Regions from separate parts of the Homo sapiens genome. Here region 1 is linked to region 2. A link is a loop called in an ENCODE intact Hi-C map of the cell type or tissue named here. Cell type or tissue: gastrocnemius medialis. All regions are shown on one strand. Links, peaks and the distances in the headings refer to the core of each region. The heading gives the core; the rest is flanking DNA. Region 1 holds the start of DYNLT1 (dynein light chain Tctex-type 1). Region 2 overlaps SYNJ2 (synaptojanin 2).

What was found. Peaks named below come from ENCODE experiments on the same cell type or tissue, not always from the same donor. Only the 100,000 strongest peaks of a DNase experiment are listed, where the experiment ranks them.
Region 1: it touches region 2 in a loop (3-fold over the local background); 2 of 110 quality-filtered maps call a loop at or near these places.

The regions. Positions count from the first base shown.
Region 1 is chr6:158,643,023-158,645,924 of GRCh38, forward strand. It overlaps DYNLT1 (dynein light chain Tctex-type 1), which reads right to left and starts at 1,721. Exons shown (of 5, transcript NM_006519.4): 1 at 1,660-1,721. The coding sequence starts at 1,686. It also overlaps a transcript of SYTL3 not described here. RefSeq lists an enhancer at 1,092-2,035 and silencers at 1,159-1,488, 1,649-1,878. In gastrocnemius medialis, for the core only: no CTCF peak of the experiment used is centred there; DNase peaks (open chromatin) are centred at 1,378 and 1,799; H3K4me3 peaks cover 2,337 bases; H3K27ac peaks cover 2,500 bases.
Region 2 is chr6:158,042,673-158,045,574 of GRCh38, forward strand. It overlaps SYNJ2 (synaptojanin 2), which reads left to right. Exons shown (of 27, transcript NM_003898.4): 5 at 644-727. Among named protein-coding and RNA genes, the nearest start is that of SYNJ2-IT1, 43 kb to the left of the region's middle. In gastrocnemius medialis, for the core only: no CTCF peak of the experiment used is centred there; DNase peaks (open chromatin) are centred at 569, 1,189 and 1,669; H3K4me3 peaks cover 1,843 bases; H3K27ac peaks cover 2,500 bases.

The sequences.
Region 1 (2,902 bases), core at 240-2,739, 600 kb after region 2:
GGTCTCCACCTCCCAGGGCCTCCATCCCAGGTAGAACACTCATCACTCTGTCCAGCCCCTTCATTTTACACATATGCGATTGAGATCTCGAATAATGAAGCCACTTAGCCACCTTATTTGTGGGAGTCAGAATCGGACTGCAGTATTAAGCGCTTTCCTTTACAAAGCGATTTCTTTTTTAGAAGTTTTACTCGATATTACTGTAATACAAGACATTTTCCAATATTATATTAGTAACAGTTTAAGGGGAAAGGCTTTTTTCTTTGCCAACTGCTCCTGAACCAGCTCTTCTCGTCATTATTCACTTGGTTGCCATCAGCATTCAAACACTGATTATGCCACTGTCACAGGAAGTGTGTGCTAGTTAGGAAATCAGATCAAAACTGAAACTCTAGAATCAGTCCTTAAGTTTTAGTTTTATTTTCCCTGAAAACATTCCTCCTTAAACGAAATTTTTTTCTTTTTTTTTGGTTTTTGAGACGGAGTTTCGCTCTTGTTGCCCAGGCTGGAGTGCAATGGCGCGATCTTGGCTCACGGCAACCTCTGCCTCCCAGGTTCAAGGGATTCTCCTGCCTCGGCCTCCCGAATAGCTGGGATTACAGGCATGCGCCACCACGCCCGGCTAATTTTGTATTTTTAAAAGAGACGGGGTTTCTCCATGTTGGTCAGGCTGCTCTCGAACTCCTGACCTCAGGTGATCCGCCCGCCTAGGCCTCCCAAAGTGCTGGGATTACAGGCGTGAGCCACTGCGCCCAGCCACTAAATTTCATAAATGGTAAGATATCCAACCTTACCAAATGTATCTATAGTTTATATTTTTGACAGGCTGCATAATAAATCCATAGGGCTCTATCTGAATTTCAACAAGGATTATTCAGTAAGAAGAAAATGAGTGTTGTATCTCAGCTGCGCCCATCAGCTCTATTCCCCGAATGACCGTGAGCTTGAAGGAAAGCCATTTAACGCACACGGTGCCGATGGGTGTCTTCTGCTTGGCGACATCGTGGGCTTTATCCTACTTCCTCAAGGAGGCATAAAAGATGATTTTTTCCCCACAACAATGAGCTTTCTTACAGACATATTAAACGGAAATGAAATGTGCTACTCATTCCCAGCGTTGCAGAACCAGGTGAGGCCCGAGACAAAGGCGCGGGATGGCCGGGACGCCAGCCCGGGGCGGAGGGGCTGGCGGCGGGAGCGTCACCCGCACCTCCGCGGGGAGACGTCCAAGCCTCGGCGCTCCCAGCCCGGCCGCCGCGCCCCGCTCCAGGCTGGGGCTGGGGCTGGGGTCAGCCCCGCAGAGCAAGGGGCGGTGATGTCATCCTCTCGGCGAGCTTGGCTGCGGGCCGGAGGCGAGGCCCTGCGGGAAGGTTTCTCGGCACCGCTCACCGGGGCGCTCTCTCCGAGTCACGCCCGGTGCCTCCCCGCGCGGGAAGAAGCTCAATCCCCTTCCCGCCCCCCGCGCCGGGGAAACGGCGGCAATGTCCGGGCAGAATGGGGCCGGGCGGAGCGCCGGCGACCGGGAAGCTCAGGCCGTGGGCTGCCGAGACTGGCCTAGCTGAAGGAGGTGGGCAGCCAGGCCTTTCCGGGCAGGACCGCGTGTCCTTCCGCGGCCAGGGCTCTAGGCCTCCACCCTTCCGTCGCCGACCCGGCGGTTACCTCCTCCGCAGCCTGGTAGTCTTCCATCTTTCCTCCGGCGCGTCCCCTCCGGCTCCCTGAGTGGCGCGGACTGCGCAGGCGCACTCAGGCCCCGCCCCGGACCTGCCACGCCCCTCTCCTCTCGCGCCTGCCTCGCCCATGCCCAGCTCCCGGGCCCCGCCCTTCGCTGCCCGGACCCTCAGTGACCCCATCCCTGGGCGGGGCCCGTGGGTGGACCCTGAATTCGCCTCTCCTCCTGTCCTCTGGGAGGTGGTAGTTTCCATGGGAATCCGTGAGGGTAGCCGGGCAGCTCCCTAAACCTTAGCAACAGAAACAAAACACACGTACAAAAGGCAGTCCTGGAGGGGAAGCGTGGTCCCGGCCCCTCCTCCGGTTTGTACTGTGTGGATTGACGCGGACGTTCAAACCCGCTCGGACACCTGGCAACAAACTCGAAAGTGACTGCTGAAGGCAGTGCGCCCGGTGAGACGTTGTTGCAGTTCCCTTGGGGACTGGGATTGGCATGCTTTAGCTATCTGAACGAAACTTCCCTTTGGGGAGTTAAGTTTTCCAGGTAAATGAGAATTTTTCCTTTAAGCACCATTAAAAAAAAACATTTTGGGTGGAAAATTTTGTAAAATGTGGCACACTTCCTGACTACCTTAACCATAGTGAACTAGACAGACTTTATTTGTATGTGGGTTCTTTATGGAAATTAGGAATTGCACTGGGCTCTGGTAAACTGCCCTCCACGGAAAGCTGGGGCATATGCATCTATTGGCAGGTATTCTGAGGCTCCGAGTTTTGATTTTGGCGTTTGCTTTTTCTGGTTTCGTCATGCACTTGAATTCAGGTTGCTGGAACCCACTTCCCATTCCCCAAGAAAGAGCTGACTGCAAGGGTCCCAGGGATTTGGTAGACCTAAACTTCAAATCCCACATCTAATCCATCAACAACCCTTGTTATTTCTACCCCATATGCTCGGGACCCCAGTTAAAGATTGATATCTCTCATCTGGATTATGACCATCGGACTGTAACCTGGTCGGTCTATCAGGGTCTTATTAGAGCCCTTCAAGAGGAACCTAACCCAACGACTCCTCCCTCCCCTCACCCATTCTGCCCTGCCATAAGTCAATAGTTACTAAGTTGTCAGACTATAGACTAATCTTAGTGATCTTTGGATGACTAAACTTTTAACATATCTTAGCTCAAAATCTCCTACAGAGAGCCATTCTGTGACCACGGCATCTAAGGTAGCCGAC
Region 2 (2,902 bases), core at 161-2,660:
GTGTACGGATCATTTGTTTCTCTGCAGGTGCTGTCACACTGGAAGCTTGTGGAAACCGTGTTGTGTGTGTTAACTGAGTGGTGTGTTTAAGAACACAGTGGGGCAGGGCCAGGACCAAGTACAAGATCAGGTTGAGTCTTGCATTGTCAAGTACGAGACTGGCTAGCACAGTCAGTGAGGTCTTTTGGCTATCACTGGTGCATTTTATTTCATTCAGTCCTTTTCTCATAGCTCTCTTCTGCTTAGCTATTTGCCAAGGCAAAAATAGAGGGCTCTAAGGAAGGTTACATTCCAGAGCACACTGACTTCTATTCATACAGGGGGTGGCGGAAGGCTGTTCCTGGGATTTTCAGGGTGACGATAAGGTTGTGCCCTAGAAGTGTGAATTCCCGGAGACCCTGGGAGGCCCCAACCCCCAGCAGACCCCCTCCTCAGAGGCTGGTCGACAGCCAGCATGCCCGCCCAGTACCTGGCGAGAGGTCAGGGCGCATTGCCGGATGGGGGAGCAGAGGACGCCGGAGTCCACCGTCCGCCCTTCATTCTGGCTGGTGTCGGGTCACAGGTGGCCGGATCCCGTTACCCAGCCCAGGACGTTCGGTTTCATTGAAGAATACCTTTCCCTTTCTGTTTCCTTGTGCCGCAGATGATTTACATGGACGATGGAGTGTCATCTTTTGTCCAGATCAGAGGCTCCGTTCCGCTGTTCTGGGAACAGCCAGGGCTTCAGGTAGGTCATGAAAAAACTTAAATGTCCCCTTGTGATGTTGTCCGCCCTGCCCTTCCCTTCAATAGCTGGGGAAGATTTCTTTTAACACGTTCGTTTCATGGCATAGTTTCCAGTCTTTTTCCTCAGCCCTGTTGTGTTGAGCTGAGCTATCAAAGTGTGCACACGTGTGTGCATATGCATGCGTGCGTGTGTGTAGAAAACACAGACACCACTTTGTTGTTTCTGGTCGTCAAGGATGCTGTGTGAAACCGCTGACTCGGGAACGGTGCTGCGGTGCCTGCTGAGTGGGTGCCGCGAAGTGAGCTTGGGTAGCACTGCCTGAGGTTAGACCCTGAGTTCGGTGTACTGAGGACGTTTCTGAGAGCCGTGACTCTCATGGAGGGCTTCAGGAAGGCTCTGTGGCTGCGTAGGTCTGGCACCCGGTGCTGCCTGTTGTGGGGCCACGTGAGACTTCCACAGCTTTCCCGTGATTTCTAAAAATACCCCTTGCCGTCCAAAGCAGGGCTCTGGTCAGTGCCAGAGAGATTTGGCATTCTTTCTCCTGGGAAGAGCACAGGGTGGGGACACATTCCAAGAACACATTTGTCATCAATGGAATGACACGCTGCCTCCTTCACCAGGGTCTCTAACAAGGTGGGTTATGGGCCGAGTGGACTGGAGGGGCCTCCCCACTAATCCCCAGTCTTCCTCCCTGTCCCGAGGGGACGTGGGTGCCTTCAGAAAGCCTCTCGGCCAGGGCCTTTGTCGCCTCTCGGCTCTTCTTACCGACAGCTCTCGTGTGACTGCATTTGGGTTGCCAGCCAGTGGCTACTGGGGCCCAGAGTGCCATCTGCCAGGTTCCAGGGGGTGTTTGACAACGCTGGACTCAGGGTCCCCAGTCCTGGGTTCAGCTTCTTAGCCTGCTCTTTGACTTGACCCTGTGCCAGGAGCAGGTGAGTCACTTGTCCCCATGGCTGTCAGCACGCTGCAGTGACAGCATTGGTGAAGTACTGGGTCAGCCTGGGCAGTGAGATGGATGAATGGAGGTCTCGTTTAGGCTCCACGCTCTGGTAGGGAGAAAAGTCTTGATTAACATTCAGTCTTTCCACTAGAAAGAGCGCACCACACTGCACGAGATAACTGACGGCCTCCGGAGAAACGCTCCTGAGGACAGCTGTGACACAGAAACTCCTCCGGAGGGCTGCCCAAAGGAGGTTTTTGGAAAAATAGCTTTATTGCAATATAACTTACACACCCATTTAAAGCCTACAACTTGGTGCTTTTACTGCATTTATGGTGTTGTGTAACCACCACTGTAATCTAATCTTAGAACACTTTGATCACCACTAACAAACTTTGTCCCCGTTAGTGGTCTCTCCCATCCCCTCCAAGTCTCCCTCATGCCAACTCGACTGTTCATCTACTGTCTTTATCTATAGATTTCCCATTCCAGACGTTCCAAAAGAGTTTTTGAAACCTGATTTTCTTTAAATATGGAGTTTTCCTTTGGAAACTTCTCGAGCTCTGTATTCAGGAGAATGAAAGAATTGATCGAATGAGTGTGGCACAAAAAGGAGACAGGGAGACCATGTTGTGTTTCATGTAAAGTTTGTAAGAAATCCAAAAATTAGGGGAATGGTCATGATGGATTCTTAGAATTTGGGAAGGACCCTTTGGAATTCATCCATTCCACCCTCTGACTCTCAGTTCAGGGGTCCTCCTTTTTTTTTTTTTTTTTTTTTTTTTTGAGATGGAGTCTCACTCTGTTGCCCAGGCTGGAGTGCAGTGGTGCAATCTCGGCTCACTGCAACATCTGCCCCCCGAGTTCAAGCCGTTCCCCTGCCTCAGCCTCCAGAGTAGCTGGGACTACAGGTGCCCACTACCACACCCAGCTAATTTTGTTGTATTTTTAGTAGAGATGGAGTTTCACCATGTTAGCCAGGCTGGTCTTGAACTCCTGACTTCAGGTGATCCACCCGCCTCAGCCTCCCAAAGTGCTGGGATTACAGGCGTGAGCCACCGCACCTAGCCAGGCCAGTTCAGGGATCCTCTTCCAGGACCTCCAAAGGGCTGTCCTCCAGGCCACAACTGGGGATGGTTCCGACTCTTGGTGAATTCCTCCTGTATTGCACTGCTGCGTCTGTCTGACTCTAGAGTGTTTTGGGGTGCGCGGGAATATGTCTGATTCTTCTCCGT